Regions from separate parts of the Mus musculus genome. Here region 2 is linked to region 1. Evidence: chromatin loops called from intact Hi-C (ENCODE). Cell type or tissue: left cerebral cortex. All regions are shown on one strand. Each heading gives the region's core, and the rest is flanking DNA. Links, peaks and the distances in the headings are about the cores only.

Region 1 (8,774 bases), core at 1-5,000:
AAATGCTGGGTAAACTATTCTTTCCTCTTATTTAACCCACGCCTCCTGCTCTTGCTGATAAAAATCAACGTGAAGATTAGTAACTGAACTATTTCACAGGCTGCAGTCTCTATAGCCTCTCTGTTCTAAGGCAAGCTGTAGCTGTACTGCAAGCCCTCCCAGCTAAAGAGGCTGCCCAGGAAACTGGCAATCCAACTTTCTAAATTTAACAAGAGACCATGAAAAGAAACCCATGCTTCACTGAAGCTGGAGACATGAATCAGTGGCTAAAAGTACTGGCTGCTCTTCCAGAGGATGTGGGTTCAAGTCCCAGCAGATACATGGCAGCTTACAACCATCTGCACCTCCAGCTCCAGAGGATCTGAAGCCTCTTGTGGCCTCCATATGCACCAGGCATAAATGTGGTGCACAGACATGCAGGCAGGCAAAATTCCCACACATGTAATGGTTTTGTGGTTTTTTGTTGTTTTTATTTATTTGTTTATTTATTTATTGGTTTTGGTTTTTGAAGACAAGGTATCTCTGCGTAGTGCTGATTTTTTGGTTAGTCACATAGTCATCATATACTTAGCAACCATCAAACAGATCTCCAGAAGAAAAGAAGATATTTACATAAATCATATGCCATACACAAGAGACTTAAGGCACAACAAATCATGCTTATCAAACAGTTAATAGAAGTAACAGTTCAAATGCCCAAATTCTCAGATACCAGCCATGGGCCAAACTCACAAGCAACCCCTGCAAAGACAGTGGCCTTGGATCTGTTCTCTTAACTCTTTTGCATAAAGTGATTTCTAAGTACTTTCCAAAACAAGTGTTTTAGGAGATGCAGGGAAGTATTAATTAACTTTACATTATACTGTGATCTTGACAACCCAAGCAATTATGACAAAAAACAAAACTAACAGTTACAATTAAAGAATATCAAGGTTTTGTGTTGCATTGATTTGGTTAAGGGAATAAAATCGAGTGCCTTGTTAATGATAAGCAAGTGCTCCTCCAAGCACACTACTACTGACCTACATCCAGGGTTCCTATAATGTCCTTTTAATTGTTTTCTTTACATTTATCTAGCGTGTACATCTGTGTCTATCGTCTTACTCACCTTGCTATGTTTTTATGACTAAGGAACAAAAAGAAACAAGTTGAGTTCAAAGTGCACTTCTCAGTTGCTGAATGAAAAAGAAAGCTATTACTGCTAGAGATGCAGGACAATCTTAAGAATCGTCCACTTCAGGAGCTGGAGGGATGGCTTAGATGTTAGAGGCATAGGCTGGTCTTCCAGAAGACATGGTTTGATTCCCCACACACATGGTGACTCATAAACACCTATAACACTAGCCCCAGAGATTCTAATGCCTTCTTCTGGCCTCCATAGGCACACCATGCAAGTGGTGCACGAGCATATATGCAGCCCAAATACTCATACATATAATATAAAATAACTTGAAGAATCATCCAGTTCAGATTGACAAGATAACCAGGGGCCATTGTACCAAGACACTTGTCACCAAGCCTGAAGACCTGAGTTCAGAACCCACATGGTAGGTGGCAAAACAGTTTCCATGAGTTCTGCCCCGCCAATTCCCACTTCTCTAAATAAATGTAATAAATTGTTGTTGTTGCTTTAAGGTGTATTATTTTTATTTTATGTGCATTAGTGTTTTGCTTATGTGTGGATCTGTATATCATGTGCATGCAGTACCCATGAAGAACAGAAGAGGGCATCAGATCCCTAGAACTGGGGTTACAGACCATTGTGAACTACCATGTGGGTACTGAGACTTGAACCTGGATCCTCTTGGAGAGCAGCAAGAGCTCTTAACTGCTGAAATATTTCTCAAGCTCATCCTAGGATGGTTTTTATTCATATCTTTTTATTGATCTTCCTAACACCCCTACCAAGACCTGTTCTGTGGTTTGGTTTTTGGTTTTTGCAAGAGAAAATCAACACGTGGAACTGACCTGTCCAGTTGTACTTGTGTAATGGCACTCACCTTCAACCCCAGCACTTGGGAAGCAAGCAGGTGGAGCTCTGTGAGTTAAAGGCTAGCTTAGTCTACTCAGGAATTCTAGAAAAGCTATATTGTGAGATCCTGTCTCCACCAAAAGGATGGGGGGAAGAAGGGGTGTTTGCTCAGTTCATGAAGGCACATGCAGTCAAGCCTGACAACCCACATGGTGGGAGGAGAGAACTGTTACCTGCAAGTTTGTCCTGTGACCTCCACATGCCCATTATAGTATATAACAAACGAACAAACAAACAAACAAAGATGAGGGGCTGGACAGATAGCTCAGCTGTTAGGAACACTGGCTGCTCTTCCAGAGGACTCAGATTTGATTCCCTGCATCGATGTGGTTGTTCACATGATTCCAATTCCAAGGGATCCAATGATGCCTTCTTCTGACCTCTGCAAGCACTGACACATATGGTGTACAGAACACATATGCAGGCAAAACACTCATACACATAAAACAAAAAAGAAGTTTAAAAATACAAGTAATAAGGGAATGTAAATTTAGATGGTCTTACCATTCAAACTCATAGTCTTACACACACACACACACACACACACACACTGCTGTCTTTCCCTGCTTGAGTCAGGATCTTGATATGTTGCCTAAGTTGCACCACAAGTCCTAAACCATCTTTTATTTTTTAATTTAAAAATGTTGGGGGATGGAGAGATGACTCAGCACTTAAAAATACTGACTGCTCTTCCAAAGGTGCTGAGTTCAAATCCCAGCAACCACATAGTGGCTCACAACCATCCATAATGAGATCTGATGCCCTTTTCTGGTGTGTCTGCAAACAGCTACAGCATAATTATATAATAAATAAATAAATCTTCTTAAGATGTTGTTATTATTTATTTGTGCTTGTATGTGCTCATGCATGCAAGTGCCCATGGACACCACAAGAGGACTTTCTGATGCCCTAAAACTGGAGTTACCTTCAAACATTCAAGCAGTCCTAAGCTGCCAGACATGAGTACTGAGATACCAACTCCCTGAGTGAACAACAACTCCTCAGCACCTCTGCGGATACTGGGCTGTTCCTGAGTAGCATGGACTACAGGTGCATGCTACCATGTCCAGTCTGTATTCATTCTTTAGCCAGAAGTCGGGTTGGCATTAGATCTTCCAGAACCTGTTCACCTTGCAGGTAGGTGATACAATCAAGTTTGAAAACTTACAAGGTCAAAGACCAGGTCACTCTGCCTTTCCACTTTTACCCATCAGCGCGCAGGTGCACATGTCACCCAGGTTCTTTCCATCTTTCAGAAAGTTGAATGGACAGACAGCCCCCTCCCTTCAGTGCTAACATACTGTGCTGAGTCTATTTACACATTCCTGGGCGAAAAGCAGCTGACTATTATTGTTCATCCACGTTGTGCCTGGCCTTAATATGTAAACTCATCAAAGCTTCACAGGTTTTATAGATAAGCAAATAGGCTGTTAGCATGCAAGTTTCTTCCTCAAGACTGCACACAGAAATTGTAAATTTAGTCAGCTCTGACTAAAATCTGTCTTCTTCCTATCACAACATCCTTTTGTTGTTGTTTGGTTTTTGGGTTTTTTTTTTCCCCTAAAAGAAAGCGGTTAGCCTCCTTAATCCTGGGGTTCTACCCTTCACCACCCACCCAGTTCACCTCTTATCCCAGGTCCAAGCATATCTTTTATCTTCCAAGATAAGGACTGGCGTGTCTTTCTCTTCTGAAGCAATCCTGAATTTAGTTCTCTGTCTACTAACAGTCCACTGCATATTCCTGCCACTGCATCTTCTCGAAACTCATCATCTTTTGATCCAGTCTAACGCTACCATCTCTTAAATAATAATACGATTTGCATAGCTGTCCTTCTCCACAATCCAGTGAGAAGGGCAAAAAGTGTGTAGGGGAGGAGGGCGTCCCATTTCATGAGAAAGACACCTCTCCAAGGTCATTGAATGAAAACAAAAAATCGGGACCAAAAGCCCGGATTGGACTCTTGGTCCTTGGCTCATCCTACCACGCCTCACAGGCAGTCACGATGCTGCCACAACCCCCGCGCCTGAGATGTCACAGCGGTAGTCCGCCCGCCCACAGCTCACTGCCCTCCCACTCCCACCGGTACCAGACCTCCCAGCGTCCTGTCGACTTCCCGACTCCTCTCTTCACCAGAACCCTCTCCCACCGACCTCCCTACATCGCTGCCACCTCTATTCAGGAGCCCCTCTCTAGTCGCAAGTAGCCTTCTCAGACCCAGCAGCGTCCCGCCGCTTCGCCACCTCAGGCCCCTCCTCCTGTCAGTACGCAGGGTTACCTTCTCCAAGGATGCTGGTCTCTGCACAGCCAGGGAGCGGGCCAGTGAAAGTACTGTGTTGAAATAAAAGCCTCGAGAGGTGCTGGAGCCAGAGCTGGACCCCGAGCCGCCGCCGCCGCCGCCGCCGCCACCGCCGCCTCCTCCCCGGGCCCCAGCAGCCGCCATCACAGCGCACGCCCCGGCGCAGGCGGCTGGGTTCACAGCTCTGGGCTCGCCACCACCGGTCCTTACTGCGCAGGCGCAGAGGCGGCCGACTTCCCGGCCACCTGACCACCTGACTCCTCCCCTCTCCCCTCCCCCGCACTGGGTGGGGCCTGGTCCCCCTCTGCCGCTCCGCCGCCGGGTTGGCTCTGGAGGCGGGGCTCTAGCGCAGTGCTGGCGGAAGTAGTGCGCGCGGCGTCCACAGTGAATCCGCCCGCCGGCGCTGGGCTATCGACTCCTCGCTCAGCAACCCCTCCTGCTTCCTAGGTGCAGGCCGTCTCCCGCACCATGTCTGGCTATCCTAAAAGCTATAATCCTTTCGACGATGACGTGGAAGAGGAAGACACCCGGCCCGCGCCGTGGAAGGACGTCCGCGACCTGCCTGACGGCCCCGACGCGCCCATTGACAGGCAGCAGTACCTGAGACAGGAGGTGTTGCGCAGGGCCGAGGCTACCGCTGCCAGTACCAGCAGGTCCTTGTCTCTCATGTATGAATCGGAGAAGATCGGAGTCGCCTCTTCCGAGGTGAGCCTGGGGCAGAACTGAGCTAAACCGGCCAATCAATGCGTTATAAAAACGGGATGAAGAAATATTTTGTTTACGATCTTTTGGTATTTTTCTAATTGCCTACCGTAAGTTCATGGACATAGTGTAAAGAATTATGTATCAGGATCACCTGATGTTTACCTCTGGAAGCTTCCTTATCTATTATTCTGCGAGGTTAATTTCTCCCTCGCTGCCCTGCCCTCATGTCTAGTTAAAAAGTAAACTCCAAATAATGTTCTGTGTGAGAGTAAAAATGCCAAAGTGCGGCCTGTATTTGGGAAGTAGTGTCTGTTTCATTTACATATAACTTGTTAGGCAGAAGCCTCAAGCTGTTCCTCTCTAGTGGCCCAGTTAAAGTGTGAACTGTGTATGCTTCAAGTGCCAGGTGGTGCCTGAAGTACTGACGCAAAGGGAGCCTGTGTTCTTCTTCTCACATCCTTGACCACTTTTCACCTTTCTAATGGGAATATTTAAGTCCCCTCGCCTGGGCTCCTGCTCAGGAAACCAGATCCTGAATTGAGTCGACTCTTACCTTTGTAGACCGTGTGTTATTGTGACAGCTCTTTCCATCCATAGAAAATTTCAGCAACTAGGAACTTTGCTTTCCTTTAATTTACCTGTATTTGCATATGCACAGTTTAAGGGTGTCCCCTGAAGCCGGAAGAGGGCACCAGGGAATCCCTTGGAGCTGGAGTTGACAGATGGGTGCTGGGAACAGAAATGGTCTTCTGAAACTTCTTTAAGACCTTTTCTTTTTGAGGAGTTCGGCTTGGTGGACAGCCTACCAATGAAGCCCAGGCTGGTCTGGAACTTAGAATTCTTGGTCTCAATCTTTCTGATACTGGGATTTCAGGCATGTACCATCTTCTCCAGCATAAAATAAAGATTATTCCAAGACACCAGATTGCCCCTAAGTCTACTGGCAAAATAGTTGTTTTGGCAGAAGAAGAAATTACTGATATATCAGCCAAGAATAATCTTAAGTATTTTACAGTTTTGAAATGTAATAGTTGAAACAAAATACTGTCTTTCTTTACCAGTCTTCATCTCTGATCTTTGGCAAGTGTTCTCCTCTGGGACTTGGACAGATCTCTGTTGTTTTCTATTGCCACTGTTTGGTATTTTACCTTCTCCTACCTTCCCTGTTGTTGTCTCCCTGACGGCTAATGTATGTTCTGCCTCTAGGAAGTTGTGCTTCTGTGTACTGGATTCTTAATGTTCCACTCCAGATCAATTGGAGTCCTACAGGTCTTGGTGAACAGGTCACTTTGTATTGAGATAAGTGATAAGTTCTCACAATGTAGCCCATAGTAATCCAGATTGGCCTCGAACTCAAGATCCTCTTTCTTCAGCCTCCAGAGGGCTGAGGTCATAGACATTCACCAGATGCCAATGCAGGTAGGTCCTCTTGAAGAACAGAAAGCACTCTGACCTGCTGAGCCATCTCTCCAGCCCCAAAAGAGAACCTATTTTTTTTCTCTCAATCGTATCAATATGTAATTCTGACTGTTCTCCAACTTTATGTAGACTAGGCTAACCTTAAACTCAGCCTGGGAGTGCCGAGGTTCAAGCCACCACACCAAGCACTTTTATTCTTTTTTAACTTTAAAGTGAGGTGTTCTTTACATATTGGCCTGTATATTATTTAGTAGTATTGAAGGTTCTTTCATAGTTAAATACAATGAGGGGTGGTTTGGAGCCGGGGAATAGGCTAATGGTCATATTATATGCCATTAGATGGATGACCTGTTTATGCAGCAAGCCTCCTAATAATGAATATCATAATATTTGCTTCCTACATGAACATCACCACCTGGCCAAAGCCACTCCCCTTCCTAGGATACTCTGCCCCTCCTAGAGCAGTATAGCATACTACAATGATCTTCTCTGGAGCCTGATTTCTCAGTTCAGCAGAGCCCAGCAACGAACAGTAGACTAGGGTTTCAATTGACTTTGCACCAACACAGTGGAAAGGAACTGATGTTTGGTAATACTGACACATAACGTGCTCAGCTGCCTTGCCTAGCACACGCTCCTCGGAGGCCTACTCATCCTTACATCTTTCCAGTGTCTGCCACTGAAGCCACACTGGGCATTCAGTTCAGAGAGGTCAGAGAGACAGACGGCATCCCTCATAACCTGGAGGAGTGGCAAGGCAAACTCCTCAGGTTTTCCCCAGTTCGAGTGACTAAATCCATTGCCATAGATGTACTCTTGTTTTCTAGAAAGCTGGTGGGAGCAGCATTCCCAGTAAGGGCTTCCCAACCAGACCTGCTCCTCCAGAGTTGTTCATGGTGACTCTAATGCGTCCAATTTCTGTTTCTGAATGCACTCCACATCAGGGCAATCTCTGGCTCACACAGAACCCAGCAAGCTCCATGTTTACTTGGCTATCCAAGCTAGAATCTGTTAGTGTGAGTGTGTATTACCTTGAAAGAGATAATGAGAAATTTCGTTCTCTCTCTGTTTCTCTCTCTCTCTCTTTCTCTCTTTCTTTCTTTCTTTCTTCCTTTCTTATTTTTTCCTCTCTTTTCCTTTGTGAAATAGTATTTGCCCAGGCTCACCTCCATCTTGCTGATCCTCCTGAGTTCAGCTCTGGAGTACTGGGATCCCATGTCTGTGCTACCCCACTGCTTAATCCCCAGTCTAAGATAATTAATTTCAGAGTTCTGAGTTTAGTGCGCTGACCCCAGATTGACATCCATGTACTTATCAGTTCATAGCTAAGTTTAATTTCAAACTCATTATGAGGCCTACCTGATGTTCCAGGATGCCTTAGTTGTAGATTGCATTGTGATCTGTGGGGCTCCACATCATTTGCTGGGTATTTCCTGCTGGGTCTCATGGGTCCTACCCACACCCTTCTGTGCTTGACACACAGTTCCACTTCCCTTCAGTTACTCCAGCTGCCTAGACTAGCTGCTCTCTTCAACTGAGGCATTTACCCCACCCACCCTTGGGACTCCCTGTTATATATATACTCCTTAAACCAGGCCAAAAGCCCTTGTTGGGGCTTCACTGTGTGTAACCTTTTTATTGTTTTTACCATGAAACTAAGCTCAACGAAGCAAGAACGGGTCTGCCTAACTCAGCACCACAGTGTTGTTAGCAAATTAGAAAAGTGGATTAGCCTTGCTCTTACCCTGCCTGGATTGTATGAGCCCTCAGGGAGGAGTTTGGGCTTGGTTAGTCCCCTAGCACTAGAAGACTGCTTGGCAGAGAGGAAGTTCTCCTGAGTGTCTTGGAGAAAGTCCCACCAACCGTTCCAGGCTCAGGCAGCAAGAACCCTTTGATTCCCTGAATCCTCACAGTGTCCCCAGAACATAACCTGTCTATGTGAGTGTCACCTCACTTCAGGCAGTCTGAGCCCTTGCATGGTCATTGTTTCCCTGACTTCCTCTTCCCCTTGCTCTGAGGAGTATTTCCCAGAAAAGAGGAGTTGAGGAACTTTCTCTGTGGTTCCTAAGCATCTCCTGTCTCTCCTTTTTCCTGTTTAGATTTAGAAAACACTTGGGGCTTATAAGTTGGGGAGATCACCTGCAATCATCTCATAAATAGTCACTTGGTCCATCCAGTCTTCATATGGAGGGCATTTTGTGTTTTCTTGTCCTTTGTTTTTGAGACAGGGTCTCATGTAGCTCAGAATGACCTCCAACTCTCTGTACCTGAGGATGACCCTGAACTGATTCTCTGCCTTCTCCTTCCAAGAGGTTACAGGC
Region 2 (8,774 bases), core at 1,938-6,937, 220 kb after region 1:
GAAGGTCCAGATCAAGACTTGCTTTAATCTTCAGGCTCTAGGGAAGAATATGATTCCAGGCTTATTCAAGATGCTGCCAGAATCCAGTTTCTTTGAGGTCTTGAATTCTTGCTAAGCTATGCTCTATGTCTTAAAGTCCACTGACATTGTACTGTAGTTGGTTCTTTTAAAGTCTCTTTAGAATAGCACTTAGATGAGTGTTTGATTGAATTGACAAGCAAGAAGAGTCTTGGGGGTTAGTCAGGAATTCTGCCTGTTGCTGGTGATTAGGTAAGGAAATAAATGAAAAGCTCTTAGTGTCATCCTGGCATCTAACAAGTGCTATAGAAGCATTATCAAGGAGTTGCCACCACAAAGCTAGTTCTGAAGCTGGCTACTGTGATCTGTATGAGTTTGCATTTTAAAAATCAAAGGAATATGTGATGTAATTTGTGCTGAGTTCAAATGTTCTCCTGGGCATCCTGAAATTCTGTGGTATAGAAGATATTGAGATTTTGTCTTTGTTTTTCCACAGTGGTTCCCTAAGGCAGCCGTTTCTTGCCGGCCCTGGGAGTCTGCTATGGCGTTCCCTCACCTACAACAGCCTAGTTTCCTTCTGGTAAGTGTCACCTGCCTTTGGAAGGTTGATGATGATGGTTCTATAGCTGAGGAACTTAAAACTTTTTCCCACTGATTTGAAGGACTCATTTTTACGAGACAAGCTGCCTTTCTTTGGTTTTTGTGTGGGTGTGTCTGTGTGTGTGTGTGTGTGGGTGGGTGTGGTTTATTTTATTTATTTATTTTTGAGATAGGGTTTCTGTATGTAGCCCTGGCTGTCCTGGAACTCACTCTGAGACCAGACTGGCTTTGAATGTACAGAGATCCAACTGCCTCTGCCTCCTGAGTGTTGGCACTAAAGGTGTGTGTCACCTGGCTCTTGAACCCAAATCCCTCCTGCCTCAGCTTCCCATGAACTGGGATCATTGTGGGCCGGTGATTCAAAAACTCTCGACTGGGTCGATCTATCTATCTTTCTTTCTTTCTTTCTTTCTTTCTTTCTTTCTTTCTTTCTTTCTTTCTAGTAAAGAATACCAGATCAGCATTAGAATGCTTACCATGCCTTCTGAGTGCAGGATATTGGGTGTGTTCAGTCTCTGAACTCTGATTTTCTTATTACCAAGATAATTGATTCAGCCAGTACTGGGGAGGCTGAGACAGGAAGGTCATTAAGAGTTCATGACCAAGGTGGCGCACATCTTAAATCCCAGCACTTGGGAGGCAGAGGTAGGTGGATCTCCATGAGCTGGGGACAGCAGGTTCTACATTGTGAATTCCAAGTCAGCCATAGCTACACAGTCAAACTTCATCTGAAAACAAAAACAAAACAATAATTGAAAAAAACCCAAAACAATAATTGATGCAAATGTTATTTTCCTTAGTTTCCAAAGTGAGAAGGACATTTACCAGAGCGGTCATGATGCAGAAGCTCTGTGAATGTGTGAAATGTTCTAACTATAGTTGTTGTCAGGGAAACGGAGGGATGCTGCTCCCTGTTAGGGCTTTATGTTAAGTATTAGAATATGAAGCTGGGAAAGCAGATAGAAAGAGATTCTTCGTTGCAGTTGCCAGATGATTTTTGTTTTTGTTTTTGTTGTTTTTCAAGACAGGGTTTCTTTGTGTAACCATGGCTATTCTGTTTTTTTTTTTTAAAGCTTAAAGATTTATTTATTTATTATAGGTAAGTACACTCTAGCTGTCTTCAGACACCCCAGAAGAAGGCATCAGATCTCATTATGGATGGTTGTGAGCCACCATGTGGTTGCTGGGATTTGAACTCAGGACCTTCAAAGAGCAGTCAGTGCTCTTACCCACTAAGCCATCTCTCCAGCCCACCATGGCTATTCTGGAACTCACTCTGTAGACCAGGCTGGCCTCAAACTTAGAACTGCCTGCCTCTAACTTCTAAGAGTTGGATTTAAAGTTGTTGGCCACCTTACCTGGCTTTATATATATATAAAGATAGAGAGAGGGGGGGGGAGAGAGAAAGAGAGACAGAGAGAGAGAGAGAGCGCGAGAGAGAATATTTTTTTCTCAGTGTACCCCTCTGGAGACAGCTGGTGTGACCGGTGACCTGCACCATCAGATTTATTTTTCTAAGAGGGCTCTTGCAATCCCTACTTGTTTAGAGGTGGTCAGCTGGCCCAAGTCTTCAGATTGAACGACTAGCATCTCCTGATCTCTATTTGGCCAGAGGCCACTTCTCCATGGAGTCGGTGTTGTGCCCACATCCCAAGACTTTTAATAAATCTCCTTGGTTTCTGTTCTGAATGTTTTGCTGGCTTATTCATTATCTTGAAAAATATTGAGTTGGCTGAGGCCATCTGTAGTTTTAGACTACATTTTTATTTGTAATTTAAAATTTTTATTTTATTTTTGGAGTTTATAATATAATTATCATTTCCCACTTCTCTTTCCTCCCTCCAAACCCTCTCCAGACTGCATTATTTTTTAAGGTGGTGATTCCAGTAAGTTGCTATGCTATGCACTGGTTAAGAGAAAAGGGGTATTATGTACTATGTGTTTTTGGCTGTTCTCACTTATGCCACAGTCGTGGGTTGTTAAGGAGGTGGAAAGTTTGCACCTTCTGGGTATGAACTCAGCACTTGTGGACTGAATAAGAGTTTCCCATACAACAGGGATCCTGTCCTGACTGCAGGGCTGATTCCAGTGCTGATCCCTGTTTGTGGGTCAGTGGGAGTCAGTTTCCTTTTGATAATGCAGCACTTTGAGGTAACAGGATGCTTAGAGGAGAGCCCTGAGAATTTCTGGTCTGAAAGTGATAGAATTATAGCTTCACTCTCTTGTGTATATGCATGAAGTGCTGGGACCATGCACCACACTGTGTATTTCTGTTGCTTGTGTTTCTGCTTTGATTAAACACAGACTATTTGCAACTGCATAGCAAATCTCTTCATGACTCTTTCACATTGCCTCCTAGGCTAGCCTGAAAGCTGACTCTATAAATAAGCCCTTTGCACAACGTTGCCAAGATTTGGTGAAAGTCATTGAGGATTTTCCAGCCAAGGTACAGCTTTACCAGCAATTCCCTTTCCATATCACCTATAATTTTTTTAAAAAGATTTATTATATATAAGTACACTGTAGCTGTCTTCAGACACACCAGAAGAGGGCATCAGATCTCATTACAGATGGTTGTGAGCCACCATGTGGTTGCTGGGATTTGAACTCTGGAAGAGCAAGCAGTCATTGCTCTTAACTGCTGAGCCATCTCTCTAGCCCCATCACCTATAATTCTTATCTGTAGTAGGTACAAGCCAGAAATGCTAGAAACATCCTACAATACACATGACAACTTGCAACAAAAAGGAATCCAACCCAGAGTCTGGCATAGTAATGTATACTGTAGTCCCAGCACTTGGAAGGCAGGAAGAGGCCTTCCAAGTTCAAGGCCAGGATACATAGCAAGCATACTACAAGGTTGTGTGAGATCTTGTCTCAAAACAGCAACAACAAAGTATCCAGCCCCAAACATACATGGTGCTAATAAGATTGAGAGCCTCTGACATAAGTACTTTGAGAATGTGTATTTAATATTCATTTAGAGTTGTTGAGCCCAAGAAATTGACCTGGATAATGAATTAATATGCTGTTATGTTTCAATGATTTGATTTTAAAACATAGCTTTCCTTTTTAATAGATATCTGTTAAGGTTTTGGGGAGTGGTGTTCTTGTGTGTCAAGGTACACATGTGTTTGTGTGTATATATATATATATATGTGTGTGTGTGTGTGTGTGTGTGTGTGTGTGTGTGTGTGTGTGTGTGTGAAGGTATACGTGCACGCACGTGTGTGTGCCATGCCAAAGGTTTGTTGCTTAGCAGCTGTCTACCTTTTTGTTTTGAGATCTCACTGGGACCTGGGCCTTGCTGTCTAGGCCAGACTGGGTGGCCCGCAAACCCCAGGGATTCTCCTGTCTCTGCCTTAGCACTGAGATCATAACGCCTCTATTTTGGTATGGGTGATGAGTTTCTGATCAAACTCAGGTTTTCATGCTTGTACAACAAACACTCACTGCCTAAGCTATGTCTTTACCCCACTGTGAGTTCATTTGTTTGTGGTTGTTAGTGTTTTGTAATATGGGGACTGAATGCTGATCTCGTACATGGTGTGCAAGTGCTCTGTCACTGAAGTACGTTACCAGGCATCAAAATGTTATACTTGGCTGAGTATGATGGTGCATGCTAACAGTAGGCTCAGCAATTGAGAGGCTAAGGCAAGAGGATTTCTGTGAGTTGAAGGCCATCTTATTACATAGGAAGACTCTTGTCTCAAAAAAGCAAAGCGAAACAAAACAAAAACATTAGTGGAGGGAGCGAGGGAAACTGAAGAGATGGCTCAGTGCTTAAGAGCAGTGGCTACTCTTCCAGAGAAGCCCAAGTTTAGTTTCCAGTACCCATGTCAGGCAGCTCATAGCCATGTGTAACTCCAGCTCCAGGAGATCTGACATCTGCTCTGACCTCCATAGACACTTGTACTCATGTGCACACACTCATGCATATACACATAATTTTTGAAGTGATAAAAATAAACATTTCTTTAAAAATATTTTAGTCAAAGGGCAACTTAGCACAAATATAAGGTTGGTGTGTTATGTCCTAGTGGGAGAATTCAGTTACTCTTCGCCATGGAACAGAGCTTCTGTGGGTCTTTATCAGAGTGACCTCTAGTGGGCATTGTGTGACAGTGGTCCTTAGTGACCGAGCATCTAGCTGCCTCACTGTGCACTGTTTCAGGAATTGCATGCCGTCTTCCCATGGCTGGTGGAAAGCATCTTTGGCAGCCTGGATGGTGTCCTTGTTGGTTGGAATCTCCGATGCCTACAGGGACGTGTGAACCCTGTGGAGTACAGCACAGCGATGGAATTTCTAGACCCAAGGTATGCAGGTTTCCTACTTGAGAAGGGCTGAGTACTTCCTTGTGTTGACATACTCCTCCCCCTTTTAAATTTTATGTTCAGTGGTCCAATGATGAAGTTGGTTTATAAACTTCAAGCTGAAGACTATAACTTTGATTTTCCTGTCTCCTGTCTTCCTGTAAGTAAGCCCTGGTGCTGAGTAGCGCTAAAGGGCAGAGGGCCCAGATGGGAAATTGTGCTGTGACTGGGTGGGCAGAGAGTTTTGTCTTAACAGTCTCATTAGAATGCGGGTGGAGACTGTGGCTCTGTGGTCTGAATAGCAGGAAGCCTGAGTGACTACAGTGCTCCAGACCTTCAGGGCAGGTTGAAGTGTGACACTCAGGAGAAGACAGACTGGAAACACCCAGTTCTCACCCTTGTGTGTGTGAAACTTTATGACTAGAGGAGAAATCTAAACCATACTGTGCGCAGAGGATGGACACGCTTTCCATAAAGCAGGATCTGTGTGTTGGTGTCTGACTTAGCAGCCTCCCCCGTAGTGCTGGAACAGCTGAAGGTCTCTGTGCTGTTGACTGCCTCTCTTTGCAGGGCCCTGTGAAGGCATCCATTCAAGAGAATGTCCTCCCTGACAGTCCTCTGTACCACAACAAAGTCCAGTTTCCCCCGACCGGAGGCCTTGGCCTGAACCTGGCCCTCAGTATCCTTTGCTGACCCAAGGTGTGGGAGGTTGGGAGGGGCCAGCGTACTGTGGAAGGTGACCCACTACCTCTCTATTTGCCCCTTGACACTCTGATCAGATCCATTTGAATACTATATGTTCTACTTTGCTTTGAGCCTCATCTCTCAAAAGGTACAGAAGGGATAACTCTGAGTATGGCTTATAGTACATATCCCATAGTGAAGGGCCAGGGCCTATGATGACCATTGATTAGAGCACTAACAACAAATTTTGTTTTCTAGCCAATGTCTATGACCCTCCATGTCCGTACTTCGGACTGTGCCTATTTCACCCTGGTGGATAGGTACCTATCATGGTTCCTACCCACTGAAGGCAGCGTACCTCCACCACTCTGCTCCAGTCCAGGAGGCTCCAGCCCCTCACCAGCTCCCAGGTAAGGTTGCCTTGACTATTAAGACCTGGCTCTTCTATGGGAAGTGGCCTCATTAAAGGCATTGCCCAAGCATTGCCCTGTTAAGTATTATCATCCATGTTCAGGGTTCCCCAACTTTTTTTAGGTTCAATTCTCAACTTCTCTCGCCCTGGCAAAGACAGGAGTAGGTAAAACTTATCTCTAGCCTCATTGACACAACCAGTGGCCCTCATGGCAGCTGGAGTCTGAGTCCTACCAAAGCAATGAATTGAGTGGAGGGGAGGGACGATTGTAGACATCGGTGGGAGAGCCTGGGCTGAAAAGCCATTTGTGCCAGGCTACACAAGATAGCCTTATGCTGCACTGCACAGTTGGAAGTGGGTTACCTCTGTAGCCTGAGAGTGGCTCGGGGCCTCTCTGGCTGATTGTTCTAAGTTTTTGGTGAGCCTTTAGCCCAGAGCCTCTAGGTCCATTCTCCTTAGGAGTCCTGCCCCAACTGGAGTTGTTGAAGCTCCTCTACTCCCTCCCTGACCTCAGTGGCCCACTACCTGCTCTAGGAGGCTGTAGGCAGGGTTTTTGGTCTAGCTCGTGTCTACTATTATGTGCATACCAGGCCATGCCTTCATCTAAAACTCACTATGTGGGGAGATGCTCTCAAAATATGGAGAGAGACCTGGGAAGTGAGGCTTCTGGGGTGGTCATGCCCGTGGCTGGTGACCTAACCCTGATACTCTGGTAGTACTGTAGTTGGGAAGGAGGGCTTCAAGGTCCAGTAAATTCCTACCCACTCCAAAGCAGAATGTAGGTGCTAGCAGATTTGTACGGACCTAGTTTGTTGCCTTGTTTTGGCTTTTCATTTTGAAGTACTGTCACACTTACAGAAAAGTTTCCAGGTAGAACTTTCACAAGCATTTTAACCCAGATTTCTAAATTGCTGACACAGCTACAAGTCTCATCTTCTGTCTGTGTTTTTGTAAAACATATATGGTTGGTGTTTTGTTTTGTCCTGTCACTCATACTGTGTAGCCTAGGCCAACTTGAAGTTCACGATCCTCTTGCTTCCACTTCTGGAGTGTTGGGGTAACCATTTGGTATTCCAGCATGTTCCCCAGAAGCCATCACATGTCTTGATTGAGCTCAGTGCATCTGTCTACCATGGGAAGATAGCTTGCTACCAGGTTGTCATCAAATTTGTATGTTCACCAGCTACCCTACCCATGTCTGCTGGCTGCTCACTGTGTGCAGTTGTCTTAGGTTTCTACTGCTGTGATAAAGATCATGAGCGAAGCAGTGTGGGGAGAAATGTTTTATTTCATCTCTAGCACTGAGGGAAGTTGAGGTAGAAACTAAAGCCCAGGCCATGGAGGAATGTTTGTTATTAGCTTGCTCCTCGTGACTTATTCAGCCAGCTTCCTAATGAACTCAGTACCATCTGCACAGAGGTGCCTCCCACCCCAGTTGCCTGGGCTTTCCTATATCAACTACTGAACAAGAAAGTGCATGACAGACTTGCTATAGGCAGTTTGACTGGGGGCATTTTTTCACTAGAGTTACCTCTTCCCAGGTAACTAGAGTTCCTGTCCACCAAGGACAGAGGTTACCTCTGTAGTCCTTTGGTGCTTATTCTCCCTATACTTGACTGGCAGAGGTCCCTGGGCGTGTTTGGCAGGGTGGGTGCAGGCTCTCTTTCCTTGACTGTCTGCTCATGCCTAGGCCCAGCTTGGGCTGAGTAAGTAGGAAAGGGTTAGTCACCACAGTAGTAACTCCAAGCAGTGAGTTGTTCCTGGACTGCAGTGGTGGTGATAGGTGCTTAATCACCAGTGACCAGGTTTTCCTAATGTAAATTCAGATCTGTGCTTTGTACCCGACTTGAGGGCTGGGTGAGAATGTCAAATTGTTATTTATGTTAGGGTCTTCTGTTCTCAGTTTCAGTTACTAATAGAGCAAGTTGTAAGTGTGACCTCATTGCATCCCTCATGGTTGCTAAGTGGACAGTCTATAACAAGGATGTCAAATGTTTAGCACAGACCTTGTGTCACTGTGATGTGGTCTGTTGTATTGACTATTGGAATCATTGATTTCCGTGTCAGCAGAGAGAGGAACCTAATTTACTATTCTCTCTGTATATCCTGTCAGAACACCAGCCATGCCCTTTGCCTCCTATGGCCTCCACACTAGCCTCTTGAAGCGACACATCTCTCATCAGACATCTGTGAATGCAGACCCTGCATCCCATGAGATCTGGCGGTCAGAAACTCTCCTCCAGGTAAGAAAGCCCAGTCCCTGCTTCTGTTCCAAAACAGACTGCTTAGCTACCTTCCACTCTGATAGGCAGAATCCCAAAGGTACCCGGTCAGCAGTGGCTGGGTCTAAATGGCATTTTCTTGCTGTGACATTTAGGAAGCAGATAAGGAGAAACTGATGTACTCTTGTAAGCTAAATGTTATAAACAGTATTTTCTGTCTCGGCTTCTCTTGTCCACTGTATTGTTTTCATTGGGTCTATTCATTCACCAGTCTTCTAGTTTCCAATAGTTCCATCCGCACACATGTTCAGCGTGCCCTACCTTGTTCTCCTCTGACTCTTCCTGTGTTGCTAGAGTTGGTTTCCAGTGATTACCATCTGCTGGTTATTAGGTCCTGCTGCAGAAGTGCTTGTATGGTGCTGCATGGTGTGGGCTCTCAGAACCTCCTCTTTGGTCAGCAGTGAGCTCCCACCATTGAGCAGGAGATGCAAGTGGTAGGATAGTGTCCCTTGGGGACTCACTGA

The links. Peaks named below come from ENCODE experiments on the same cell type or tissue, not always from the same donor. Only the 100,000 strongest peaks of a DNase experiment are listed, where the experiment ranks them.
Region 2: it touches region 1 in a loop (4-fold over the local background); 4 of 42 quality-filtered maps call a loop at or near these places.

The regions. Positions count from the first base shown.
Region 1 is chr16:17,401,326-17,410,099 of GRCm38, forward strand. It overlaps Pi4ka (phosphatidylinositol 4-kinase alpha), which reads right to left and starts at 4,540. Exons shown (of 55, transcript NM_001373955.1): 1 at 4,309-4,540. The coding sequence starts at 4,473. Snap29 (synaptosomal-associated protein 29) reads left to right here and starts at 4,675. Exons shown (of 5, transcript NM_023348.4): 1 at 4,675-5,034. The coding sequence starts at 4,798. It also overlaps the pseudogene Gm18793. In left cerebral cortex, for the core only: CTCF peaks have their summits at 1,729 (motif pointing right) and 2,919; DNase peaks (open chromatin) are centred at 1,716, 3,113, 3,267, 4,067 and 1 more place; H3K4me3 peaks cover 2,559 bases; H3K27ac peaks cover 2,030 bases.
Region 2 is chr16:17,620,928-17,629,701 of GRCm38, forward strand. It overlaps Smpd4 (sphingomyelin phosphodiesterase 4), which reads left to right. Exons shown (of 19, transcript NM_001164610.1): 2 at 515-598; 3 at 2,978-3,064; 4 at 4,793-4,935; 5 at 5,017-5,092; 6 at 5,503-5,611; 7 at 5,712-5,764; 8 at 5,875-6,026; 9 at 8,142-8,271. The coding sequence starts at 560. Among named protein-coding and RNA genes, the nearest start is that of Smpd4, 6.0 kb to the left of the region's middle. In left cerebral cortex, for the core only: a CTCF peak has its summit at 4,727 (motif pointing left); DNase peaks (open chromatin) are centred at 2,613, 4,737 and 5,409; H3K27ac peaks cover 304 bases.